2 separate regions of the Mus musculus genome follow, and region 1 is linked to region 2. The links are chromatin loops, found by intact Hi-C in ENCODE. Cell type or tissue: heart. All regions are shown on one strand.

Region 1 (8,000 bases), 950 kb before region 2:
AGACAGCCAAGACAAGCCATGTTCAGTGATGCTCAGCCTGCAGGGCTTGTCCCACTATAGGAGATGCAAACAGCACCCCTGTGTGTAGGGCAGAGAGAAGACATAGAGGTGATACCACTGTGGCCGGAGAAAATGTTCACTCTTACACATACATCTATACTGAGACACATGTGAGCTGTGCTGGGGCTTCTCTTATTCCATTAGCAGATACTGGGAGGCTAGAAGGGGGACATGGAAGATGGAGGACACAGGCCAACCAGGTTCTAGTCATCAGACCTTCCTGGGTCCCAGAGCTAAAGACTCTTAGAAGACTGTCAGTGCTAAACCAGAGCAAGTGTTTATAAGCTAACCAACTTCCATCATGTGCAGAGTTTACTGAAAAGATAGACGTGCGGTGCCCTTACCCGACACAGTCATCGGCATGTCCGGTGTCGTAGAAACGCTGGGCTCCAAGCTCCTGAAGTCGTTTATCAATTACTTTCCCTCCATTGCAGAAGTATGTGTATTCTGAGTCACCCAAGCCTGGAGAACCCAAATACACACTTAGGGAGAAGGAGGGTTCAATCATATGACAGACAGTGACACAAAATTTCTTAATACTACCCCACACTCATAAGATAGTCATCAAGTATAATGTATAGGTCCACATTTCCTTATTTGTCCCAGCAGTGGTAAGTATGCAATGTGTTTCTATCATGAAAGCACCAGATAGACACAAAACAAATACAGGCCACGGGTCAAAGAAATATACGTATTTAATCTTTCTGTTTCCATGAATTACTTTAACTATACAGGAATCTGAAATAACTGGTAACGCTGGCTTTGAAACACAGTATCTGTTCCGCACACTTTCCCAACTCTGAACACGCTGCCAAGGACAGTCTCTGAACCAAACACAGTCTGTGTGTGTGAGGGAGGCTTCTCTGGAACACAGCCACATCTGCTTGCTTACATGCCACGGCTGTTCCGAAGCCACAACAATACCCAGCAGCTATGATACCATGTGACCTACAAAGCCTCAAAAACTGATCTTCATCCAGCTGTATTCACCACTTCTGACCTGCAGGCCTTGGCACACCAGCAAGACAAGCAGATGCTGAGTAAGCCTCTGTCAGGACAGTTAAAGAACTGCGCCTGTCTCGTATGCTGAGAAAGCTAATGCTTCGCATCCACTTGAAAATTCAGAATTGGAAACTTAAAGTGTCTCCGTGACATGACATCGGAGGGAAGGTGAGGTGGGAGCATACATGGGAACATCACTGACTAGAATGGCTGGGTCAGGCTTCAATGTCATCTTTATAGAAAGCTTGAAGAACATCCGAAACACTACTTAGACATACACCAAACTGTGGCTGGGGTTCGAATGGAGAATCTAAGCAGTGTCAGTTATCTGTGCTGGATACTCTCCCAAGCATAGTTATCAAAAATGAGTCACACAGACTACATGGACCCCCGCTGCCTCTCTAGTTATCATAGTTTTCTATGATAGTCCCTCTATTTTTTAAAATCTATTCTGTATATATAAATACACACACATACACACACACACACACACACACACACACACACACACACACACGCGCGCGCGCGCGCGCGTGTACACCATGGTATAACGTAGGGCAAGTGCAGGATCTGTGGTCTGTGGCTCTTGAAGACTGAAATCAGGTCATTAGCCTTGGTGGCAAGCTGCATTACACTCTGAGCTAACTACTGACAACAGGTCCTTCCTGTTCATATCAGAGTCACTGCTGGCAGGGCAAGTCAATGTAAAGGAGTTATTAAAACTCCCTTGCGGGTTCTAATGCGCTAGCGACTGAAAACCGCAAGGCTGAAGTCAGGTTCTTAGAGAACGTAATTAAGAACATTTCCGAAGAACATAACTTGGTTTTGTGACCTGCTGTTACCTTAAACAATGAAATATACCAAGTGTCTGCACCTTCAAAGACTGCTGCTCTGTTTTAGAAGGTTTGGAGTGAGGCCTAGACATTAGTAAACATTCTGAAACAGTTCCAAGGCTGCTGGAGAGGTTCTGTACAGCGTTTGGGGTGTGGCTAAGTGGTAAAGTGCTCCCCTCACTGCAAGGCCCTGGGTTTGACCCCTCAGACACACCCAGGACAGAGGGAGGAGAGATCAGAGCATTGCTCTGGGGTAAACTTGTTCCTTGGCACTGATTTTAAACGAATCACAGTATGAGAGAATTAAGACAAATTGGAGAATGACTGACAATTCTACATTTTACATAGATGTAATAGTTATATAAAAATAAAAAGGCCTATGCAACTTTATTTCAAGATTTTGAAAGATATATTCATATATCAAAGTAGTAACTGCATATAGTAGAAGGGAAACAGTCAGTTACCCAATAATCCATATTGCAGGTGAGCAAAATAGTCCGTGGGGAGTGTCTTGTTGTGTATTTCTTTAACAAACTTCCGGGCTGTGTCAGGTGGGTCTCCTGTACCCGTGGTAGATACAACCATCACCAGAGGGCCAGTTTCTGTTTTCAGATCATACTACAAAACAAGGATGCAGTAAGTAGTGCAGATTTGTGATTTAACACGCTGGCAAGATCAAGACAAAGCAACTGGAGGCAATGAACCCACTCTCCTGTCTTGCATGCTTCCTTCTAATTTTTCTTCTGGCCGAGTTACCGTAAACATATCCTGGTCAACAGTGCTGTGACTAGATGCCTCAATAACGCTGCCCAGTAACTCAAAGGCTAGTTCACTTTCGCTGATGGCACCAGGAGGTCAGAAGAGTTTAACACTTTTCCCTCCACATGGCACACAAGAAAAGCCCCATCTACCCCCAGACTGTTATCGAATTCTGTATTTCAGGAAAACATGAGAAGTAAACAGGCCCATTATCTGTCAAGGGACACGCTGAGCAGCAAGGCAGTACATGGGTAGGTATATGCACACACACATACACACACACACACACACACACACACACACAAGTAACATGAGCAAAGGGGTTTTACAGGGTCAAGGTGAGGCAGAAACAAAGATAAAAGAGGCCCGTGGCTCTCTAGAGTTCAAGGCCAGCCTGGTCTACAAAGAGCCCTGTTCTGTCCCAATAAACAAACACACTTTAAAACAATGAAAGAACCGAGGAGCAACAGGAGCTATCCTAGTGAAGATGGGCTGCAGTGCAATGAGGCTGTGAGGTTTTTTTTAAACCTAATTCAAATGTATAATTCTGTGTTTAGACTCAGCTAGTTGGCAGGAGGATCCAAAGTTCATTTCTCCAAAGCTACAATGTGAGTTCAAGGCTAGCTTGGGCAAACCCCCTGCAACAAAAAATGGGTATACTGCCTCATTCCACAACAAAGTACAGGAAAATGCACAGGAATAGCTGCTCTTACCTTTTCTGACTCACTGATACAGTGAAGATCTGCGGAAAACCCGTGTGACACAGCCTGCTCACTTATTTCTTCTGCTATGGCCTTTGCCTGTCCTCGCTGTGTAGCATAAAGTAACAAAAACCTTCTCATCACCTCAGGTCATCAGCTGCAACTCTAACAGTGAGACTAAAAACCACAAAAGGAAGAAAGGGGTACACTGTTTAATGAAGCAGGTAGCCCGCAGGACACCCAAACATAATTTCAAACAGCCTTCTCTAAACTTGTTCCTTAGCACTGATTTTAAACGAATCGCAGTATGAGAGAATTAAGACAGGAGGTATACAAAAGTGACGTTTTTGAATTGTCCCTGATGGCGTGAAACCCACTCTTGATTTCTAGCTACTGTTGGGTCTTGCAAGTGTCTGTCATTCATTAGTGCCTAACTATAGGAGTGATCTGCCTTTCTGCCCATTTGTACTCTGAATTAGGATCATAAGCCTGAATGGTGAAGGGGCTAAGCCATGCTCAAACACAGTGTCGCTTACAAAGGCTATTGTTTCTGCCGTTTAAAAACAAAGCAAAAAAAAAACAAAAAACAAAAACAAAAAACAAAAACAAACTGTAACTCAGCAGTTAAGAGACCACTGACTGCTCTTCCCAAGGTTCTGAGTTCAAATCCCAGCAATCACATGGTAGCTCACAACCATCCCTAATGAGATCTGACGCCCTCTTCTGGTGCCTCTGAAGACAGCTACAGTGTACTTACATATAATAATAAATAAACCTTTAGGCTGGAGCGAGCAGGATCCTCCGGAGCAAGTAAAGGTTCTGAATTCAAAGTCCCAGAAACGACATGATGGTTCACAACCATCAGTACAGCCACAGTATACTCATATATATAAAATAAATAAGTAATCTTTAAAAAACCAAAACTGTAACTGTACAATGTTCACGTGAAACTGGGGAGTTCGTGTTTCCTGCTAGATCCTAATCAAAGCACTGGTCGTCATCAAAGATGGCATCATTGCATCTATCAGTAGTCAGCGTACATGGACTTTACACAGAGACGGTATTTCTAATTCATGCCTTACCCCGGAGATAACCAAGAGAAAAAGAAGATAAAGGGCTCTGGGATTCCACACTCCGCCATTCTATCCAGTGGCTAACGCTGAGTGGTAGCCGGCCTATATAAAATTATCTTTTCCTGAGTGAATCAACTCTAGTTAGTTTCTAAGCACTTGTGGCTTATCCGCTGGGGAGCTAGGACACAAACCCTTCAAAGGTTCATCGGGAAGCACTGCCACAGACTCGACAGGACCAATGGGTGACACGTGCGAGCTCACGAGGTTTTGGGAAAGGTGGCGGAGCCGACTCCTCCCAAGTGCTCCCCGTGAACCCCACCGCGGTCCGCCTCCCAAGTGCTCCCCGTGAACCCCACCGCGGTCCGGAAAACTCAGCGGCTCATCCCCACTGCGCAGGCGCGAGTCCCGGCTCCCCCACCGCTTCCGTCGCTCCCGCCGTCCCCCGCCGAATACCTCCAGGCGCGAATTCCCGCGCGGAACCCCGTTCTCCTCCGACAGGCACAGTCCGGGAGCACTGCGCACGCGCGCGGCACAGCACGCATGCTCCGCACGACCGCCAACAGACATGCGGGCGGACCTGGGCCAATCGCTGATCGCCGGATGTGGGTGGGTGGGTGGCCTTAGTGCCGCGCACGCGCCGGAATGTTCTCCAGGTAAGGGGCAGCGTCCGTGTACGGACGCTCCCAGGGCTCGGAAGCTCCGTGTCTGTCCTGTCCCGGGTGCGGCTTGGAGCCGCTCGGTAAGTGTCTCGGGATTAGGACCCCCGGGCTTCCCCACTCGTGCTCCGTGGGCTCCGGTCCGGTCGCGCGGCGCCTGCCTCCGCCGTTGCCCTGCTCCGCTTGCTTTTCTGTGATTGTGCGTGAGCCCCAGCCCAGCTTCTCAGCGCGAATTACCATGCTTTGCCCGGCTCATACCCGGAGTTTGAATCTTGTCGGCTGCTCCTCCTCTCTCGCAATTATCAACATTGACGTTCCCTTTCCCCATCACGTGAGTGTCGAGATTTGGAGGTAGAATCTGAATTCCAGCTCTTCCTCTTCGCGCCCAGCTTCACTGTACACAGAGGTGGTTTCCTTGGGCTGCAGGGTCCTTAGCGGGAAAAGCGTCAACCAGACGAACTGAATTACAGTAACCTAGCCCATAGGCAGGACTTAAAGTAAGGGCTGGGCAGCGATCGCAGTTAGGGTTAGGAGCCAGCATCTCGCCCAGACACAGTGAAGCCACAGGAAGTCAGCCCTATGATGCTTCAGTCTACCCGACAACACTAAGGTGTTCAAGGGCCACTGAAAAGAAATTTCAGAATGAGCCAGAGCGCAGCAAGGTCAATGAGTTCTGATTACTCAAAAAATAGCCTTTTTTGAAAACTGAAGAGACGCGTAAGCCTGAAAGCCTGAGTAGTAACTTATGTATAGGATTATGGGGTTTGGGGGGCTATTTAATCAGCAGCCAACTTTAAACATATTAAAGGAGACATGCCTTGGTGCACACCCTTCACTTTGTCCATAGAACATGGCCTTTGAAGAGGAATTACGTTGTGGTAAAACATTAATCTGAGATCCTTACATACACATAGGACTCAAGGAGTTTAGATATAAGGCATAGTTCATTTAAAAAAAAAAACCTAGTGACACTGCCTAGAAAGGGGTGTGCATGTCTTCTACCGGTGCCTTGTCTAGTTATGGTGCAACTGTTGGGTGTCAGCCAATTGGGTGTGGCAATCAGGACCAGGAGAGTGGGGACCCCCTTCCCAGGCTTTCTCTTGTTTCCTGGCTCGGTGGGAAAAGTAAACCTTGGTTTTTAAAATATTTTTGCAAGGTTCTTTTTTTTTTTTAATCTTTGTCATGGGATACTCATTCTTAGTTTCGTAGCGTTGGTGTTGTCTTTCTCAGCATTTGACCATGGTTTTTGTTTTTGTTTTTCTTATGCTAAGTCACATGTTGTGAATTCTATGGCATGGCGTTCATCACCCTGCGGAGGGCCTTTTGTCATAAGTCCATTCTTTGGATACCTGGAGCTGTGGTTGCTCTGAAAATTCACCCTGCCAGTCATGCCCCAAAGGCAGTCACAGATCGCCTGAGTGTGTGCTTCTGCTCCCTACAACCTGAGCTGTTCAGGGTCAGATTCCATCACGCATACTGTAAAAACTTCCACTCAGAAAAGGGAAATGACTTTCATCCCGTGGGCGAGCCATGGTCCTCCCAGGCGCAGGAATGGAACCAGCCAGGACAGAGTCTTCAAAACGAGGATGAAGAGATGCTTTTCAGGAGACTAAGCTACTTCACTTCCTTTGAGGAAGTGCTGAGTTTCATAAGTGCCCTGGACACCCTGCCTGTCCCTCTGGCAATGGCAGCTCTACTCAGGATCTGTGAGATAGGGAGGAGGGATGGTGAGCAAAGGCTGCCAGAAGGAGTGCTGGAGAACCGTGCCTTCCAGGCTCTTTGCCTCCGGTGTGAGCGAGACCCCTCACACCTGACCAATGCTGGTTTGGTGACAGCTTTGCAATCTCTGCTTACGTTGTTGCCTGCAGATCCTCAAAGTAGCCTGATGCTGAGCCTGGTGGCAGAATGCCAACGTCGTCTCCAAAGAGGCAACCTCGAAGTCCACCATCTTTGTGTCCTTGGGGAAAGTCTGGCCATGCTTCAAGGTGCGAGTTGTGAGACCCTGAAGCTGGTTGTCCGTCAACTTCAAAGTAAAAGTGTGGAAACATTTGCTCCAGAGGAGATCACGTCCGTTTATAGGATTCTGCAGGTGTGTCCTGAAGAAGTAGACAAACACCAGATGTTCTTAAACACATTAAACAACTTCTCCATTTCAGTAGTTCCCTACCTGAGCCCTAAATCCATTAGCCATGTCCTCACCGCCTTAGTGGCCCTGGACCAGACTCACGCACTCCCACTGCTTATAAAGCTGGGCAAGTACGTTGTGAGATACATCCCCCGTTTTACCAACGAAGAGCTCAGGAAGGTCTTGGAGGCGTTTGTCTATTTCGGACACAGTGACAGGTTCTTCACAGAGGCCTTAGAGCAACATGTGTCCGCCCTGTGCTTCTCCCTGGACCCCGCTGTGGCCAGCTCCGTGATGGGGTACTGCAGCAGGAAACGGATTCTCTCCAAGCCCATCTTCGACGTAGTCTCAGAGATCGTTGTTTGCCAGTGGGACAGACTTTCACCTAGTCAGATTGCCGAGCTAATTGAGCCATTTGGAAAGCTCAATTACGTGCCACCAAACGCCCCTGCCCTGTTTAGGAAGGTAGAAAATGTGCTCTGTGCCCGTTTACATCACTTCCCACCAAAGATGCTACTGAGGCTCCTTCATTCATGTGCGCTGATTGAGCGACATCCCGTCAACTTCATGTCAAAACTATTCAGCCCCTTTTTCCTTCAGCGGCTGCAAGGTGAGGCGGTTAAGAAGTGATGTATAACTTGGGATGTGGTCAGGCACTGCTTACACTGAGAGCTCCAGTGTCGTTTCAGACTGCTTGCTCCGGAAGTAGCTGGGTGGTTTTATAATTATAATCCCTCATTTACATGCCAACATTCCAAGCCAATAGTTGTTTTTTTTTTCCCCAGGTAAAG
Region 2 (8,000 bases):
AAGGTGATGCCCAAAAGCTCACATCTGTCATCAAAAATAACCAAGACTTTGAAGCACAAGTCTTAAAGTCATATTTTCTTTTTTTCCTTTTAAATGTCTACTTAAAGAGCTAGATGGGCTGTCCAGCAGTTGGGAGCACGTGCAGAGAATCCAGATTGTTCCCAGCACCCACATCTGGCTGCCCACAGCTGCCTGTCATTACACGTCCAGAGGAATCCAATGCCCTCTTCTGGCGACCGCAGACATTTGTAAATGTGATGCACATAAACTCACATAAGCACATACACAAGAATCAAATATGTAAATAACAGTATGAAAAAAAATCTAAAAAAATTTTTTTACTTAAAAATTACTTTTAAGCCACAGGTGTGTTGCTTCTAAGGGGGAAGCAGCCCTGCTTCTTCATCCAAATATCCCAGCCACAGGACGCCAGGACACCCAGACGCCAGGACACCCGGATGCCCGCCCTCCTTAACTTACACAGCATGAGCATTAGATGGTTTTTCTTCAAAATTACTCAGGGACTCCATTTTTATTTTTATGGTTGTTTGTTTCTTTGTTTCTATTGCTTTTCTCCTTGGTGTTAGGAACCAAACCCAAGGCCTCCCCAACCCTAGGGCCTCTTTTCCAAAGGACTGCGCCAGCCTGCTTAATATTCTAGTCTAAGAGAAGACTGGCCTTGTCCTCCTGGGCAGCCTTCCCCAGCATCAGCTCTCCATCCTGAGCAAGCCGTGGTGCAGCAGTTCTCCGGGACTCCCCTCAGCTGCCCGGGACAGCATCTCACTAGCCTTTCCAGTTCTGTATGGAGACTGGCCATGACAAGAGAGTGGTGCTGTTTAGTTGGAGAAGGTTGCACAGGAGGTAACACTGTCCATATGACAACAAGCTCTGTGTAGTATACTGTTCTCATCTCCCTCTTCAACCTTGAGCATCTCTGTGAAAGAAACCTCTTATGCCACTGTCACCTGCACAGGCGGGGTTTACAGCTTCCCTGATTCCCTCTTCCCTCCCGTGCATCCCCTGATGCTCACTGGAAGACAGGGAGGGAGATAGCAGTGACTACACTTGTGTTCCACAGCACAACCCACTGGGCCCTCACCTGTGCCTTCCCAATGGAGCCTTCTGAGGAAAGGCCATCTGCTTCTGTCAGAACAGCCAGGAGCTGTGCTGCAGGAGAGGGAACCTGGCTGCTCCACCGAGCTCTGACTCCCTCACAGGAGAACAGCAAAAAGAGCAGTCATGGAGCTGGGAGGGAATCACCCCACAGCCCTGAGAGCACCATCAGTCACAGCCAAGCTGTAACTGCTGACACTGGAGGCTTCTCCGGCTTCAGACGGACAACGGGACTCCTGTCGCCAAGGGCACAGGACACATTCAAAGACTAACTATGGTGAAGAGAGTTGCAGAGAAGCTGCCCACTGTAGGCACACCTGGGAGGACACAACCTTCAGAGTCAACTCAAGTCATGGGGCTGCAGGTGTATGCAAGGGCTGGGGCCTCCCCTGTCCATCTGCACTCCTGCAAGACACCAGGGAGGTCAGGACCACACTCCAATCCTCACTTCCAGGGGAATGCTCTTTACTTTTAACCCAAAGCAGCTTCTAAAGCCACTGAGACTGCCCAGGACTAAGGAATCACACTGTGGGTCAGAGTTAAGGACTCAGAAGGCACAGTGAGTTAGTTAAAGGGGGGAGGGAGGACCCAGAGAGCCTGCCCATGCCTGCCTCCATCCTAAGCAAGAAACTCATGCAGAGGCACATCTGACATTATGCCTGCCATGTCCCAAGGAAGGTTTCAGAGCTGGGCTCAGGGGAGCTCCCATAGCAGGGCTCACCTTCTCTCCTCCCCAAGCTCATTACACTAAGCCCTGTCCGCTTTCTTCATCCTACCCGGGATCGAAAGCAGTCTAGCAGTTTCCAAGGGCAAACTCCACCCAGAGAGCTGAAAGGTGCAAGTGCCCCGTGTCCACCTGGGCAGAGACCCAGACTCTCACCCCACCAGAAAACCACTCACCCTTTCTGGAGGTCTGCGGAGTCCCCCAAAGGCACGTCCCCAGCAGCAGAAAGCAAGCTCAGCAGCCTCTCACTAACATAACAGGCCCCCTCACTGTTAACTGGGCCACGCTCAAGCCAACACTTAACCTTACTTGTGTCTCTTGCTAAGCCAGGCTTGGTGCTGGCCCCACACAGCACAAGACTAGCTTCAGACAGGTCCTTTTTTTGCCATCCAAGATCAGCTCACGTGAGAGCAACCAGCAATAGTTGGAGCCACCTTTACTGTTAACATATAGGGCTCAGCTCTACTGGTGCCCGTTCACTAATTCCTTCCCACCCCCTCGAGAGGTCAGTCACAGTAGGAAACAGACAAGGTACCCTCTCAGGAGGCACTCTCTCACGCACACATGCCAAGCCAGTTAGCAAGCTCCTCCTCCAGGAGTCACCATTCAACACATGCCACCTAGACAGAAAAGGAAGAGTCACCAGGCAGCATCCAACGCTAAACTCTAGCTGGGTTTTGAACCCTAAAGTGAGCAAGTGGGGCTCTGAGGCAGGGCTCAGGCAAGAAGAGTGGCAGAGCCCAAGCACCACCGAGTCAGGCCTTCATCTCTCTTGGGTGGGTGGGGGAAGTAATGGAGGCTCTCGTGAAAGTTGGGGGCTGGTAGAACCTCATCCCACTGACCCTGCTGACCAAGGACACAGGCTAGGCCACAGTGCACAGAAGACCCCAGTCTTGGACTGCCTGAGCATCCTCCTCCAGAGAGTGGTTACAATGTGCTTGACATAGGAAGAGAGACCCAGACTTGGGGGACAGCGGCTAATCAAGAACTACAGACTTGGGAGTAGGGTGACAGGAGCCAAGTATGAATACCCAGGTGGCAATGTTCATCTGTACCAGGAAGGGAGGGTATTTAAAGAAGGGACCATGCTTGTGGGATCAATAGAAATACATGCCACCCATGCCAACTGCACCCATGCTAGACTCTAAAAGCACACCTAGCCCACAGAGGCACACATACTAACAAAACGCCACAGAAGAACACACAGAGGCTGACCAGCTTTACAGACCACCAGAGAGACCACATCAAGGGACACAACTCTCACCGAGGGGCAGATCATGCTGCTGATGCCTAAGTACCCAAGTGGAACTCTGTCAGAGGCTAGGATCCGTCTCCCGGCAGACACCATGTCCATTACAGTTATGTAACAATCCAGAAACCTCCCGTAGGTCCACGGCCACACCTGTCTCACAAAGTTCTACAAGCAAGCACTGCGGGGGAACTGGCAGAAGAAACCAGGCTCCTCCTGGATTTGTAGTGCATGCTGGAGAATCCCGACCCAAAGATCCAAGGCAGGTGAAACAAGTTGCAGAGGGGACAACTGTTTCTATGTAACACCCCCAACCCCTTAAAGAGTATCCGTGTTCCCCACAGACCTCAAACCGCAAACAGCCCCCTAAGAAGTTACCTCAAAGGAGTCCCAGGGCCTAGCAACCACCCGGGTGGACTTGAACTGGGGATGTCGCTCCCTGGAGTGAGGGGGAGGGGGGGAGGTTAGACGCCCTTTAAGAGCGGCAGGAACTGAGGCAAATCAAGCTCACCAGTCTTGAGACTACACAACCACTATTTTGTTTCTAGATGTTCAGAAATTCAACCAATAGGTTGAATGAAGAGCTTCATACTAGAAAAGTCTCACCTGGGGCAATTCCAGACCAACACCCCCACCTTGCTGTCATTGGGGACATTAAACCGCTAAGGTCCTCTGAGCCTTATGGAAAAATTTTTAAATGAAAACACCTTCCTGTGAGTTCACAGGAAAAAAACCTGAGTACTATTAGGTGGTTTTCAGAAACCCCAGGTGACGGTCTTTCTGTGAACGTCTGCCCAAAATTAAAACGTACGAGGTAACCTCAACACACACAAGACTCCACTTCTAAACCTCACTTGATGGCTAAACTGCACCAATACCAAAAACCTACTGTCTCAAAAAAAGGGAACAAAAATTTTTTACATTCAACCTCACTACACTAAGATACAGGATTTAGCCTACAGGAAAGAACACGCGTAAACGCTTCCCACTCTGACAGCCAGCCCTTGCTTCCCTGCCCTGGAGCAGAGGAAAGAAAGGAACCACTTTCTAGTCTAGCCCTAGGCCTCCATCCCGAACTGTCAATCCCCCCTGCCTGGTGGATCTCGATCCAACGGAGTTTTTAAAGTGCCCGCGCCGCTGGCAGCCCCGCGGCTCGGGCGCACTCACCCCTGGATGCCCGGGCTGTACGCGCGGCTCTTCCACGGCGTGCCGGGCCGCGCCGCCTGGGCCCCGGGGCCGCCCCCTCCGCTCAGCGTGGCCGCGCGGCTGCCCGACAGCAGGTAGTTGAGGCCATACGTGCTGGCCTTGTTCTCGCGTTTCCGCCGACCCGGGTGGAACTGGTGCTGCGGCGGCGAGCCGGCGGGCGTGGAGCCGCGTGGGCCCGGGTGTGCGTGGGCAGCACCGTCGGCGAAGCTGAAGAAGGTGCGGCCGCTGCCGGCGCGGCCGAGCGAGGTGCTGCTGGAGGACGACGACGAGCAGCCGGGACTCTCGGTGCCCGACTCGGCGTTGGACGACGACGAGGACGACGACGACGACAGCGACGGGGACTTGTGCAAGCGTCTTGCGCTGTCCGCCGCGGGCCCTAGCGCGGTAAGCAGCGCCGGGGGCAGCGCGGCGGGGCCGGGCGCCGGCGGCGGGGACGAGGCGGCGGGCGCCGGCCCCGGGCCTCCTGCTGCTGGTGCTGCGCGCCCCGCCGCCCCGGGCGCGGCCGCCGTGTCCAGCGCCGGCGAGTTGAGGCAGAAGTAGGACGCGAAGCCGGAGCCGCCACGGCCCACGCCCTGCGAGGTCTCCCAGATCTGCATCCACAGGGCATTGGCCGGCCCCTTCTGCTCCGGCTGGATCCAGGCCACGCGCGGATCCATCCACGCGCCGCCCCCGCGGGGCCCGCGTCGCCCGCCGCGCCCCGCCCCCGCCGCGCCCCGCCCCGCCGCGCCCCGGGCCGGCCGCGCGGACGGACGGACGGACGGGCCTGGGCCGCGCTCCGGTGCGCGCGGATGGGCGCGGGCGGCGCTCGGTGGGGCGCGCGGCGCAGCTGCGGTCCCGGTGGCTCAGGCGGCGCGGGGAGGGCGAGGGGGCCGCGGCGGCGGCGGCGTAGCGTGCGGGCGGCAGGGAGAGGCCATCGAAGGGGCGGTGACCGGCCGAGGGGGCGGGCCCAGAGCGTCGGGCCGTCAGTCAGTCACGGCGCTCCTGCGGCGCGGCGGCGGAAAGACGCCCTCGGCGGCGGCCGGGAACGGAGAGGGATGGGGGCCGCCGCCTCAGCTCCAATGAGGGGCGGGGAGGCGGCGCGGGGGCGGCGGCGCGGGGGCGCGGCCTCCCTCGCGGGCCGCGGCGCAGTGCGCACGCGCGGGGATTTCAAATCCTCACTAGACAGCGCCGCCTTGGTTACCGCGCTTGCGCACTGCGCGCTCCGGGCGGCGGCGGAGAGACAGTGGCGCGGGCGCATGCAGACCAGACAGACAGGGCGGGGCCGGAGGGGCGGGTGCGGGTCGGCGCTGGGCTGTGTGGGCCGCGCTGCGCGTGCGCAGACACGCCAGCGTGCCGGGTGGAAGTTTCCGCGCCGGCTGGTGTGCTGCGGTCGCGGACCGCCTGGGAAAACGAAACCGCTGCGACTGCACCGGGTCGAGCCCCCGCCCTCCCGCCTTCTCCTCGCGTGCTCTGTACGGTGGAGTGACTGGGCAGAGCCGGCCACGCGTGGCCCGTCGCTCGCAACGCGCTCCACCAAACGCGCCTGCTCTGGCATGCGCCGCGTGCGGGCGCCACGGCCCGTGAAGCCGGAAGCAGCTCTGGTGTCCTGTGCGTTTGGTGTGCGGGTCCAGCCCAGCGGGTGCCCGCTCTGCCTCTGCCGTCCTTGGGCCTCTGCATCCGGGCTCCGCTAATTTTGAGCATAAGAGAACTGCTTCCCTCGTGGTCTGTACCACCGTGGAGCAAACCTTACCAAGTACTTGGCCCTTCTCACACTGTACCAAGGTGGAAGTAAGGGCCAGGTAGCGTGCTTACTGCCTTCAGTCAGTAGCGTTAATGCGAATGAATGTTTTATCTCTGGCGTTTTCTGACCACCGGTGTATGTGGAGATCACAGCCAATGAGCAGAGCCTATGCTTTGTGTGTGGTCACGAGTGCCTGTAATTCCAGCGTTTGGGAGGCCAAGGCAGGACGATTGCAAACAGTACACGCAAGCCCTGAAGCCCTGTCCCAGAGTGTGTTGTGTTAAATACTACGGGAAAGAAAAACAGTTCTTGTTTGAACTCAATTTTTAATGGATCTGGGCAAAAGCGCAAAAGTCTTTGCCCTCCTCCGTCCCTCGTTCCTCTTGGCTCTGCTACTGTCCAAAGACAAATTCTTGCCTCTCTTCTCATTGGTCACCTCCGTCTTTGGTCTGTTTTTAAATTGTCTCCCAGGTGTTTTCCCCATATTCCTTCCTTTGCCCCCTTTAATTTTTAACCCACTCAGCCGGTGATCCCAGCGTCTGATATGTCCACGCATATATGCATACATATTTAAGTTGTTACTTTTAAGAAATCAGATCGTCTATCGCCTCAGAATGTTACTGGAGCTTACTCTCTCACTGATCAAAATGTAACAGCCTTGCTAACCTGCCAGACTCCACCTAGTCTTTCCCCATTTTCTCCAGGTTGTCCCAAAACCTCATACGCACCAGCAGCAAGTGTGAGGCACACTCCTGCCCCAGAGCTTTTACACTGGGTCTTACAGCTTCCCCATTTCTTTCCCTGATTTTACTGATTCGGGCACTCAGAAAGCAAGTTTGCTCCTCCACAGTTCTGGATGTCGGCAGCCATGATGTCTCAGAAGGTTTGTACAAGGAAAATTACCCTGCTTCCTGCTTTCCTCCAGGTGTCTATTATTCTTGGCATTCCTTGGCACTGCTTGTTCAGTCACATCACTAACCTGACTCCATCATTGCATGGCACTTTCACCATGTCTGCCTCTTTTCTTAGGACCCCTGGTATGTTGGATTGGGCACACACTAAGAAATGTCACCATAACCTGAGAACATCTGTGAATATCTGTTTCCTTACAAGGCTGTTCAGGCACCCATGAGAGGGGCTTCTGCACGTTTTGATTTCACCGACTATCCAATATATAGTTTTTCTGTGTTCCCTCTACTTTGTCAGAATGGCAGGCCCCCAAGGAGAGACAGGCTTGTTGTCCTCTTCTCTGCTGGACATCAGCTCTAGGACGGTGTAACACAGAAGGTAGGTCCTCCCACGAGTGTTAGTAGAATGGCCACGCACACTCAGTCCCCTTGCCAGCTTCCAGAGTCTGTCGTCTGTGCTGTCAGTTTTTTCTTCTTAGAGTGCTTTCCTTGGTTTTTATAGTCTCACGCTCTGTCTTTGCCACTGCCTTTAGTTAACATGCTCCTTTGATTAATCAGCCACTAGACAAGTCTTTGTAATTAGAGTAAATGTTTTGTTATATGTCTGGTGACAAATGTTTTATGTAAATCAGGAGCAGTACTGTACATTCATTTCTTTTTCATTTATTTTATTTTATTTTTTGGTTTTTCAAGACAGGGTTTCTCTGTATAGTCCTGGCTGGCCTCGAACTCAGAAATCCACCTGCCTCTGCCTCCCAAGTGCTGGGATTAAAGGCGTCTGCCACCACCACCCGGCTCATTCCTTTCTTTTGAGATTTATTTATTTTTTTTATTTTATGTGTATAATTAAATGTTTGTATGTGTGTATTGTAAGCTCACTGCATGTGTGCCTGGTATCCATGAAAGCCACAGAAGGGTGTCAGATCCCCTGGAACTGAAGCTACAGGTCATGAGCCACAGTATGGGTGCCGTGAACCTCACCCAAGTCCTCTGCAAGAGCAGCAGGTGCTCTTAACTGCCTCGCCATCTCCAGCCATAGAAGCTGCATATTTCTTGACACTGAGAGTAAAATTCAGTCCT

Evidence for each region. A loop is a pair of places that touch in the nucleus more often than their neighbours do. Peaks named below come from ENCODE experiments on the same cell type or tissue, not always from the same donor. Only the 100,000 strongest peaks of a DNase experiment are listed, where the experiment ranks them.
Region 1: it touches region 2 in a loop (4-fold over the local background); 5 of 42 quality-filtered maps call a loop at or near these places.

The regions. Positions count from the first base shown.
Region 1 is chr13:68,577,184-68,585,183 of GRCm38, forward strand. It overlaps Mtrr (5-methyltetrahydrofolate-homocysteine methyltransferase reductase), which reads right to left and starts at 4,986. Exons shown (of 15, transcript NM_172480.3): 1 at 4,882-4,986; 2 at 3,368-3,532; 3 at 2,360-2,513; 4 at 405-522. The coding sequence starts at 3,496. Fastkd3 (FAST kinase domains 3) reads left to right here and starts at 5,027. Exons shown (of 7, transcript NM_027123.5): 1 at 5,027-5,167; 2 at 6,356-7,819; 3 at 7,995-8,000. The coding sequence starts at 6,379. In heart, no CTCF peak of the experiment used is centred here; a DNase peak (open chromatin) is centred at 4,958; H3K4me3 peaks cover 2,224 bases; H3K27ac peaks cover 1,784 bases.
Region 2 is chr13:69,529,235-69,537,234 of GRCm38, forward strand. Tent4a (terminal nucleotidyltransferase 4A) reads right to left here and starts at 4,630. Exons shown (of 13, transcript NM_198600.2): 1 at 4,254-4,630. It overlaps A930018O16Rik, which reads left to right and starts at 5,081. Exons shown (of 1, transcript XM_011244606.3): 1 at 5,081-6,217. The coding sequence starts at 5,081. The coding sequence ends at 5,962. In heart, CTCF peaks have their summits at 3,756 and 5,760; DNase peaks (open chromatin) are centred at 4,337 and 5,527; H3K4me3 peaks cover 5,784 bases; H3K27ac peaks cover 3,052 bases.